3 separate regions of the Homo sapiens genome follow, and all the other regions are linked to region 2. The links are chromatin contacts, found by Hi-C or POLR2A ChIA-PET in ENCODE. All regions are on one chromosome and are shown on one strand. The core of a region is the stretch at or near the end of the contact, and the rest is flanking DNA. Distances in the headings are between cores, read along the strand shown. Region 1 holds the start of RTN4IP1 (reticulon 4 interacting protein 1). Region 2 overlaps PRDM1 (PR/SET domain 1). Region 3 has its middle 110 kb from the start of PREP.

Region 1 (3,400 bases), core at 576-3,075, 530 kb before region 2:
AAAAGGAAATAACATATTTTTATAGGTTGTATTTAATTTTAAAACAAGTTTTGGGTGTTGTCTGTTTATTTATTTTTATTTTATTTATTTATTTTTTGAGACGGAGTCTTGCTCTGCCGCCCAGGCTGGAGTGCAGTGGCGTGATCTTGGCTCACTGCAAGCTCCGCCTCCCGGGTTCACGCCATTCTCCTGCCTCAGCCTCCCGAGTAGCTGGGACTACAGGCGCCCGCCACTACGCCCGGCTAATTTTTTGTATATTTAGTAGAAATGGGGTTTCACCGTGTTAGCCAGGATGGTCTCGATCTCCTGACCTCGTGATCCACCCGCCTCGGCCTCCCAAAGTGCTGGGATTACAGGCGTGAGCCACCGCGCCGGGCATATTTATTTTTTAAAGAACAAATTTGATTCGACGCAATTTAAAATGATAACATAATAATGTATTTTGGGGGAAGAACTATTATTTAAAGCCTGTGGATTTCAATTTCTCATTATATATTACAGCTATCTATAATTATAATTCCACGCTGCCAGCTGGGAAACAAACAAAACGACAACTTCTAGGGTGGAATAAAAAGGAAGATGGAAGGCAGTTTAGGTCATCAGCGCCTACTTCTTACCAGAAATCACCTGGAGCCTCCATTAAACCATACTCCCGAACTTACCACACAGCTCTAATTAAGTCTAGAGTGGGGCATAGTTTTAGTTTCAACAGGTGCTTTATGTGACTCTGATAGCAATGGGCCTGCAGACAGTTCTAAGGTTGAGTGACGTGAACCAGGAAGCAAAAAGACCCGAATTAAAGCTATAACAGCAGAAATAACGTAAGAGGGCAGATTCCAGCCATATCTGCAAGATAGAATGAAGAGGGCTTAGTGATTTATTGGATATGAAAGATGAGGAAGAATCTAAAGGCAAATGAGATAATAGTTGTGCCATTAAAAAGAGTCTATTAAGAATTCAGAAATACCAGAGCTTTTTTAAGACGGGGGTTGAGAGGTAAGTCCTGTTACAATGATTACTTCAACACCGATTAAAGTGAATTTGAGGGTGCTTATGTGACATTTAGAAGAACTGCCCAGAAAGCATTCACAAATACAGTCTAGAATTCAAACACGACGTCCAGGACATGGAGACACGGGTTAGGAAATCACTGGTATCTTAGTGGTAGGTAAATCCTAGAGAACGAATTCTTTGAAAAAAGCCAAAAATTACTCATTTGAATTTTGCAAACTACAGTTTCGCCGGGCTTCTTAGCGACAACTGCAGCTAAGTGTCGGGGACAGAAGAGAGACTGAAGTGGCCCCGCAAGCCCCCTTTGGCAAAGCCCACTCCGAGACCATCCGGATCCCGACCTACACCAGAGCAAATGTCTAATGGTGAGAAGCCGCTTCACCACCCTACAGATCCGCGGTGCAGAGATTTCCCTGCTAAGGTCCTAACTCCTGAATGGGTACGGCGAGTACACCCGAAGAATCGAAAGGTACTTATCCCCCACTCAGTTCTAGAGGAAGCAGCGAGGTGGGCCAAGATGCGTGGTAAGGCCCAGGGACTCTTTGTCAACGAAGTCCGTTAAACTTTCCGCCCTCCCGGGGGCCTCAGCGGGCCAATTCCACTCACTTCTCGGAGGCTCCGGCCCAGCATGGTCCTCGTGCCCAGCCTGCCACCACAGGAGCCAGGCAAGGGGGAAAAAGAGGTCACCGGTCGCTAGTGATGTTACATGGGCGCAGCCATCTTTAATTGTCACTGAGCCCTTCAACACCGAGTACTTGGATTGGTTGAATTGCAGCCCGAGGAAATGATCTTTGTAGGCGATTGGTTGGCGCCGCAAAGCCATCCCGGCGGCTAAGGAGAGCGGGCAGGCAAGGAGATTCCGGGCCAGGGTCGCGGCGGCAGTCGGCAAGCGTTCGATTCTCTGGCGTTGGATCGCGAGCGGTGTCTGCTTGTCCCGCCGAGGGCTCCCAGGACAGGGCAGGGATCTAGGGGGTTTGCGCACCTGCTTTTTAATGCCCCGCCCCCCCTTTTTTTTTTAAAGTGGAGGGGGTGAAAGTGAGGGAGGAGAATGGACAGAATACTGACTGGAACGTTAATTCGAGCATTTCATATGCGAAGAGCGGAATAACAGTTCCGTATTCTTCTTTCAGTTTCTCCATTAGATTAGCTTCATTTTCGAATGCTCCGTTTTGCATGCTTAATTTTGAAACTAGCCCGTGGTTTGGCAGAATTTGACTGAATTCAGGGGTGAGAGTTTGATCCAGTCCAAGTGTATTTGAATTTGAGCACGCAGTTCAACCAGTGTTTACAATGGAATTTCTGAAGACTTGTGTACTTAGAAGAAATGCATGCACTGCGGTTTGCTTCTGGAGAAGCAAAGTTGTCCAAAAGCCTTCAGTTAGAAGGATTAGTACTACCTCTCCTAGGAGCACTGTCATGCCTGCTTGGGTGATAGATAAATATGGGAAGAATGAAGTGCTTCGATTCACTCAGAACATGATGATGCCTATCATACACTATCCAAATGAAGTCATTGTCAAAGTTCACGCTGCCAGTGTAAATCCTATAGACGTTAATATGAGAAGTAAGTTTTCAAAAGACATTGTTACCTTTTTTAAAAAAATCACTTTCATAAGGTATGCCGTTTTAAAAAATTGACTACGCTTCTTTGGTTTACATAAATGAATCATTTAGGTTTTTAACAATACCTCTGCAAATATTTCCAAAATTTTTGAAATTGCAATGGCCAGGGAATCCTTCTGGCCATTTGTATTGACAAAATATAAGCTTGATTGTTTTCATGCGTCCTTAAATATGTAAGTTCAGACTTGAGAACTGTGTCTGTAGCTAACTTTTTTTTTTTTGAGACTGAGTCTCACTCTGTCACCCAGGCTAGAGTGCGGTGGCCTGATCTCAGCTCACTGCAACCTCCGCATCCTGGGTTCAAGCAATTTCTCCTGCCTCAGCCTCCCGAGTAGCTGGGATTACAGGCGCATGCCACCACACCGGGCTAATTTTTTGTATTTTTAGTAGAGATGGGGTTTCACTATGTTGGTCAGGCTGGTCTCGAACTCCTGACCTCAGGCGATCCTCTGCCTCCGCCCCCTAAGTGCTGGGATTACAGACGAGCCATTGCGCCCTGCCTATGTTTGTAGCTAAATTTCTGTCCAGGGAACTTTGTGGTATTCTGAGATCCGTCACAGGCTTCGGAAGTATAGTTGTTTCCTAGTCAGTTTAGAATTTATGGGGTTTTTTGTTTGTTTTTGAGACAGAGTCTCACTCTATCGGCAGGCTGGAGTGCAAGGGCGCTTTCCTGGCTCACTGCAACCTCCGCCTTCCGGGTTCAAGCGATTCTCCTGCTTCAGCCTCCCAAGTAGCTGGGACTACAGACATGCGCCGCCACACCCAG
Region 2 (3,259 bases), core at 158-2,657:
GTAGGAGTCCCGGTGCTCTTGAGAGCCGGGGCCCACAGGGGACACCGTATTCCCAGGGCTGCTGTGAGGGCTGGAGCTCTTGAGGCTTTGGTCGGGGCTGCTTCTTGCAGAGGGGCTTGGAGTGGTGGAGGATGGAATGGGGGAGCGAGTGATGTACGTGGGTCTCTCGATCCCGTAGGCCAGGGAAGCTTTCAAAAAGTCTTCTGGCAGAGGGGCCCGGATGGGGTAAACGACCCGAGGGTAGAAGGGCATTTCGGGGCTCCCACGTCTTCTAAAGTCATCGAGGTCCTTTTCTGATGTGAGGGGTGAAATGTTAGAACGGTAGAGGTCCTTTCCTTTGGAGGGGTTGGAGTCCAATTTTAGGATTTCTTTCACGCTGTACTCTCTCTTTGGGACATTCTTTGGGCAGAGTTCATTTTTCTCAGTGCTCGGTTGCTTTAGACTGCTCTGTGTTTGTGCTGAAATAAAGAAAAAGGGGCGATTACACAGAGGGCTAGAGAGAACTGAAGCAAAACTGCCAAAGTTGCTCCTCCTTCTTGAGAAAACCTGAGTAACAGCTGGCGACACAATCGCCACATATCTGGCTTCCAACGCACTCTCATTCTAGAAGGCTCTGGGCCACTCACTCAAAAGTGCAGTTCCGTTTCCTCCTCAGCAAAATGCGGACAATGGCAGCACAGACAGAACAAACAGCAGCCTTGGGTGATTCTGTTTTCATTAGTACAGACCTTATGATAGAAAATTGCTGTTTAGGCTGGAGTAAGATAGCCTAAGCTGGATGCAGTGGCTCTTGCCTGTAATCCCAGCACTTTGGGAGGCCGAGGTGGGCGGATCACCTGAGGTCGGAAGTTCGAGACCAGCCTGACCAACATGGAGAAACCCCATCTCTACTAAAAATACAAAATTAGCTGGGCGTGGTGGCGCACACCTGTAATCCCAGCTACTTGGGAGGCTGAGGCAGAAGAATCGCTTGAATCTGGGAGGTGGAGGTTGTGGTGAGCCGAGATTGTGCCATTGCACTCCAGACTGGGCAACAAGAGCAAAACTCTGTCTCAAAAAAGAAAAAAAAAAAAAAAACTTCCATTTTAATGGAGTGGAAAAATACTGGGGTGGGGACCCTGTCATAGGTTAATAAAAGTCTTTCTGATGTTCATGGTTTACCTAAAGGAAATCAGCATACCCTGAGAACTAAATGTGAAAGATTAAGACTCATTTCAAGTAATACACAGTCATCAATTTTCGCTTCTACTCTTGTTGAATACGAATTTGATAAAGCCCTGTTCAAACTGCCTATGCCAAGGAGCTTAGCGAAGTGAATACCACCTTCCTCGCGATGTGCAGACAGCCTAAGCACTTCACCAAGGCTCTGTCTGGTCTAGCCAGGATCCCAGCAGTGCTGGCCCCTGGAGTCACAAGGCGTGACAGTCACCTCTGCCAAACCACAATAGGTACTTCCTGAGCCAGTTCAATTACTTAGCGCACCCAAGAAAACAGAACAGGCTAAGAGGAAAGCACTTATTCCCAAAGACGGCACGTTATTACTTGGTAAAGATACTATTTAGGAACAGCAGCAATGAGGACAGTTCTAGACTATCCCTGCCACAGCCAGCCCTGTCTCCTCGCTACACAATAAATGATGCCTTCAGGAAAAAACACCCATCTGGGCAGGGAAAACTGAAAATTCCCTGCTCAGCCTTGCCTGGAAACCAAAAGTAAAACATACGATGTTTAGTTTGAGCTCTGATTATTGGAGGACAGTCACTCAAGCCAGGACACCTGCCCTAGGAACGCACTGAAGGCATTGGCTGTCAATGTGTGGAGATGCCTTCAGAGGCAGCAGGTTTGGGGGATCATGCTGAAGCCTTTGTGCAAATATCCTTCATCGTCTAAAAAATGTCTCTGCTTGAATTTAGTTGAGAAAGAACTCCACACTTGCTATCTGATAGGTCTAGAAATGAACTCTGTGAAACTCCAGAACTGAACCCTTTAAATGTATTCTCTAGGCTGACTGGCTTGAGGGATTCGATTCCAATTTGAGAGCCCCTTAGAGAATGTTATCTCCTGCCAGCGGTTATCAGTTCCTCCTGGGCGAGCCTGAAGCCCCAGAATAAACACAGAGAAGAACGCTATCAGGGAAGATGCTGACGGGGGGGCCGTGATGGAAAGCTTGCTGAGGGAGAGGGATTTCTGAAGCCACTAAAACAAAATAAATATCTCCTTATCAGGCCAATATCGGTCTTTCAGTGAGGCCCAGCAGGCAGGAAGTTCTAATTGTCACTTTTGTTTTTTAAAGCTAAAATGGTAAAGGATGAGAAAGACAACTAAGCTTGAAAACTGATAGGCAAGGCATCTCACAGCCACAGGAAGGAATTTTATGAAGGTGAAAAAGAATTATTTGGAAACATCTATATAGGGTCAAATTCATAATGATTTTTAAAAACGATGCCGCTCGAATAAAATGGAAATACAAAAAACTTTACCCTCATGACTTTGAGCCATTTTTACTCAAATTATGTATCTAAGTCTCATATTTTTTCCAGTGGCTTCCACACTCCCTTGGTTCTATAATTCAACAAATAATAATAGCATAAATGTGCAATAAGCATAAAGTTTCAGTCCATCTGTGGCACTGCCCCTCACATTTAGCCAGGGATTCTTCTTAAGTACCTTAATATAATTTGAATGTTGAACTGATATGAAACTTATGATTGGGCCAACAAAAAAGCCAGAATTTTAAACTTTCTATGCAAAACACTTAGCACAGTGCCTAGTATATAGTAAACTCACAATAAATGTTTGCTATCTCTAATGCCTTCAGAAAAATAGATTTGCATCTTATTCTAAAAGAACATCCAGAGTGACATGTTAGCCTCCCTAAGATGCTCTACAGGTGGAAATTAGGAAGTCCATATACAGTAAAGGTGCATTTTAAAAAATCATCCTTCAGCAGCTGAGTAATCAGTGGAGCTGGTGTCATTTCTGACTCTCCCACTCAGCAACAGCTTGAGTTAACATGAAAAAGAAAATCAAGATCTGTTTTTGTTCTGAAATCTTAAATGGCTGTAGGCGGACGGAGTCATTTCAAGAGTGAACTGCTTCTGAAGACTCCGAATGGCTTAATTATGCCGACTCACATTTTCGATCTATAATAAGAACCCCAAGACTATAAGAAAGAACCTAGAAGTTCTGCAGTAGGCAAAACAAAGTCTCTTTTCAACTGAAACTGAGAAAGCAGATTAACATTTAGAAGTCTATAATT
Region 3 (3,546 bases), core at 610-3,109, 590 kb after region 2:
GCCCCCTAAAAATCTAAGCGACTGTGGTCTCAGGCTTTCAGCAGGCAGGTTGCTCTTGTCTCATGCATGCAATTCTGTGTGGTGGAGAGCTAGAATAGGCTGATAAGCAGAGTTTATAGTGAGGAGGTTTCTAAAACCAAGAAAACTGTATAAACATAGAAAACTAAAAGAGGAAGAATCAACAGAACCAAGAGCTTATTTGTAATGTCTCATGTACCATGTGGGAGGCTTCCAGGTTTGAGTCGCTTATTTGAAACCTATCTTGCTGAGGGCATATATTAAGGTGTATTCTCCAAATCCATTGTGGGGGCATCATTTCCAACAGCCAGGCAATTTCAAGGCCAGGTTGGCCAAGATATCTTGGTATTTCACAGTGGAACATGTTCTTTGAAATGCAAGAATGAAAAGCAGGGTCTCAGGTGGTGAGTATGGAGGGTCAATCAAGTGAGTATGGAGGGTCAATCAATTACTGTTAAAGTCCTTGATGGGGTCTACACAGATCTGCTGTTATTGAGGGAATAACTTCAGTTGGAACAGGTAGCAGTCACTTAACCTGTCAATTGAGCTGTTTAGATGAGTGGCTCACAAGATTCACTGCCAACCTGAATTAAATGTAAGTGTACACCCAGACTGTTTTCAGCATCACTTGCACAAATATATATATTTCCACCTCCACCTCTGAAGAAGCCAATTCAGTAGGACTATGATAAAAGAATAAATACTTTTAAAGGTCCTGATATGATTCTGGGGCCCAGCTAGATTTGGGGAACAGTACTCTCCATAATTAATAGAGTGTAGGTGTAGCCCAGGTATGGAACAACTCCAAGGCATCTTTGGAGTAGTTACCAAATAGGAAGGGCATTTCCATTCTTCAGTGCATTTTTAATATTGAGAAACACTTTAGGTAGTGAGTTAAATTGTATGGAAATATTCATGTGCTCTACACACACACACACACAGACACACACATATACTAGTGATAGGAAAAAATCTAGATTTGATTCATCCTGTTGCTAGCCAAATTCTTTCCATCCACTGAACTTCCTCAGAGTTCTTTGAAGTCAACAATTACTTTGTTCTCAGAGGAATCATTCTGTGGCAAGGAAAATGTTGAAAGCTTAGCAGTGGTATTAGGACTTTCCCAATCTGAATCATTTCAAAATATTTATCTGCATTTTGTTTATTCTTTTTCAGTATTTAGACTTCACTCTTTCTATTAACCAAATCTACTGATATTAGTCACTTGGAAGGCATAGTAAAGACAGCAAATTTGTCAGTGTTGATAACAAAAGGCAGCTACCAATAACTGATTTCCTTATTAATCTACGCTGTCCTCTTTCAGAAGCACAGGTTTGGTGACTGAATAGAACCTTGAGCATAGAGCCTGAAACAGAATCATTTCATAGTAAATATGAACTATAATTTGCATTATTCTTCTTTCATTACCTCATTAGCCAGCCCCACTCCTCCTGACAGATTAGCAGCAATGTACTGAGGGAATATTTTACACACATCCTATTCCTATCTTTTAGCATTACTGTTCTCTGACGTCCTGTTCTGCCTGTCATATGTTTGTCCCTGGCACTTACAGAGTGAGAAATCTGGGTAACATCTCTTTATAGTTGAAACAAGTGGCTTTTTTAACACTTTTCTCTTAGATTCCCCGTTGACAGGAAACCATAGACACTAACGTCAATTTCCTATACTGCTGGAGTATCTCAGGACACAGGGATTGCACTTTTCATGATCCCTCTTCTTTCTGCATAAACCCATCCTCGCAGAGATGCTCACTGTAGTGTCTGAACACACACTGACCCCTAACTGTGGGCGCGGCTGCTCCCACCCATTTCGACTCCACAGCTCCACTCTGTGGCCCTCTCTCAGCCGGGCCCTCCAACTCCAAAGGATACTGAATCATTGCATTACACCCAGTCCAGATCCCAGTTGGTAGCCTCTGTGTTTTTCACTATGTAATGGATGAAGTGTTGATATTTATAGAGGCTTAGTTATTGATAACCCAAATGATAAGATCACTTCAGTGTCTCCCAAATCATTTCTGTTCCTTCAGTGAATGCTTCCACTGGATTCTCTCATCACAGCACATCATCAATCAGCCTCTGCAATCACAGGGAAATTCACAAAGCCAGAGAGTGTGTGTGTCTGAGCCTTTGCAAGAGATACGCAAATTACCCCAAAAAGGGACATTTTAAATCTGTTTTTCTTTTAATGGCCTTCCACCTCCCCACCCCACACACACACACATGCACACACACACACACACACACACAGCTTCTGTTTTTCCAAGAGCTTTTGAAATTTTGCTTGGCTTATACCCCTGAGGCCAGTAGACAGGAAATGAGAATTGGATAGGAAAGGAGTTGAAAACATCTTTTGCAAATTTTTTGTTCTGTGGGGTATGATAATTTTCCGTCTAAAATGTTTTAAAAATAGATTTACCAGGAAATATTGTTTTATATAGGACTGCCATTCTTTAACATTTATATATGGTTATTATTATCGCTACCAGTTAAAATCACCATATTAATAACCTCTTGAATAATGACTTTCATTTGACCACCTGAAAAGTTTAGAAAATACTGAGATAAATTTCCCTGCAGTCTAATTTTAGGGATGATGTTCTAAGAACAGTCTTATCCTATTGAAGGAACATGTCCCATAGAATTACAGTAATTGAAGGGGCAGATTTTTTTAAAACCCTTAAATCATTCGCTCTTTTAACTTCACTTACTATAAAGGAATACTGTCAAATGATTTTTATCTAAACACAGCAAATGACCCTTCTGATTTTATTTAAGATTTTTAGATTTTCTAATTCCCTTCATCTTTGTTATCAATTATGCATTTTCTTCCCAATCTATATGGAAAAAACAAGATAAAGACAATGTACGGAGTTTTTCCATAAAGATTTGTTCTTTAGTTTGAGTTTATTTTCTACTTACTATTTTTATGTTCAAATGTCTTTCTTTTTTGAAGTTATGAATATGATAAAAAATGATTATTGTTCTCATTTGACAAAATTAAAAGTTGATGCTTCCACATTGGTCCCCAAATTTAATTTTGACATTTCATTTCTGAATGAAATAGAAAACTCCTGAAATAAGCATCTGCCTTTAGAATTCCGCGAAGACAGAACACCACTAAATGCCACCATAGTGACTGCAATAAGCCAGAGCACGTAGGGATGCCTGCTGCAGACTTTGCCGCTATAACTTAAGAAATAGATTAGGAGACTGTTGCTGGTGTCCCAGAGGTCATAATTCTTCTTCAGATATTTCAAAAGGATAAGGTAATTAAGTTAATAATCCCTGTTGTTATAAATACTAGATGTGGCATTGTTCATTTATTGCCTTCTAACATCCATGATATCGATTTACACAAGAATAACTTGGGGGAAGCTCTGGTATTGAAGACTCTAGAAAAGAACTAGGATCAAAGACTCCTAGATTAAAGGGTTGATTTAGGATAAATGTTTAAAGGCATAATGTGAACAACACACTTATTTCAAATGAGAAATCCCTGGCTTAC

The links. A loop is a pair of places that touch in the nucleus more often than their neighbours do. ChIA-PET counts read pairs that join two places held with the same protein, here RNA polymerase II (POLR2A). Pooled maps may share reads with other maps.
Region 1: a loop to region 2 is called in a map with no recorded cell type, with 5 times the contacts of the local background. The contact joins the promoter of RTN4IP1 here to the enhancer-like site in region 2. A Hi-C loop is called at or near these places in 9 of 37 single-sample maps with no recorded cell type and 9 of 50 pooled maps.
Region 3: POLR2A ChIA-PET joins it to region 2 with 10 read pairs in activated CD4-positive, alpha-beta T cell. The contact joins two enhancer-like sites. A Hi-C loop is called at or near these places in 1 of 168 maps with a recorded cell type or tissue (heart left ventricle). POLR2A ChIA-PET finds 5 or more read pairs at or near these places in 2 of 52 experiments (A549 and activated CD4-positive, alpha-beta T cell).

The regions. Positions count from the first base shown.
Region 1 is chr6:106,627,923-106,631,322 of GRCh38, reverse strand. RTN4IP1 (reticulon 4 interacting protein 1) reads left to right here and starts at 1,825. Exons shown (of 9, transcript NM_032730.5): 1 at 1,825-2,575. The coding sequence starts at 2,302. It overlaps QRSL1 (glutaminyl-tRNA amidotransferase subunit QRSL1), which reads right to left and starts at 1,745. Exons shown (of 11, transcript NM_018292.5): 1 at 1,618-1,745. The coding sequence starts at 1,641. RefSeq lists enhancers at 1,514-1,573, 1,604-1,743.
Region 2 is chr6:106,102,024-106,105,282 of GRCh38, reverse strand. PRDM1 (PR/SET domain 1) reads right to left here. Exons shown (of 7, transcript NM_001198.4): 5 at 1-458. Among named protein-coding and RNA genes, the nearest start is that of PRDM1, 17 kb to the right of the region's middle. RefSeq lists an enhancer at 1-509. Within about 2 kb of position 1,407, at least 8 of the 41 ENCODE cell types and tissues checked have a DNase peak (open chromatin) inside an H3K27ac peak, as active enhancers do.
Region 3 is chr6:105,508,449-105,511,994 of GRCh38, reverse strand. No RefSeq gene overlaps it. Among named protein-coding and RNA genes, the nearest start is that of PREP, 110 kb to the right of the region's middle. Within about 2 kb of position 1,859, at least 2 of the 41 ENCODE cell types and tissues checked have a DNase peak (open chromatin) inside an H3K27ac peak, as active enhancers do.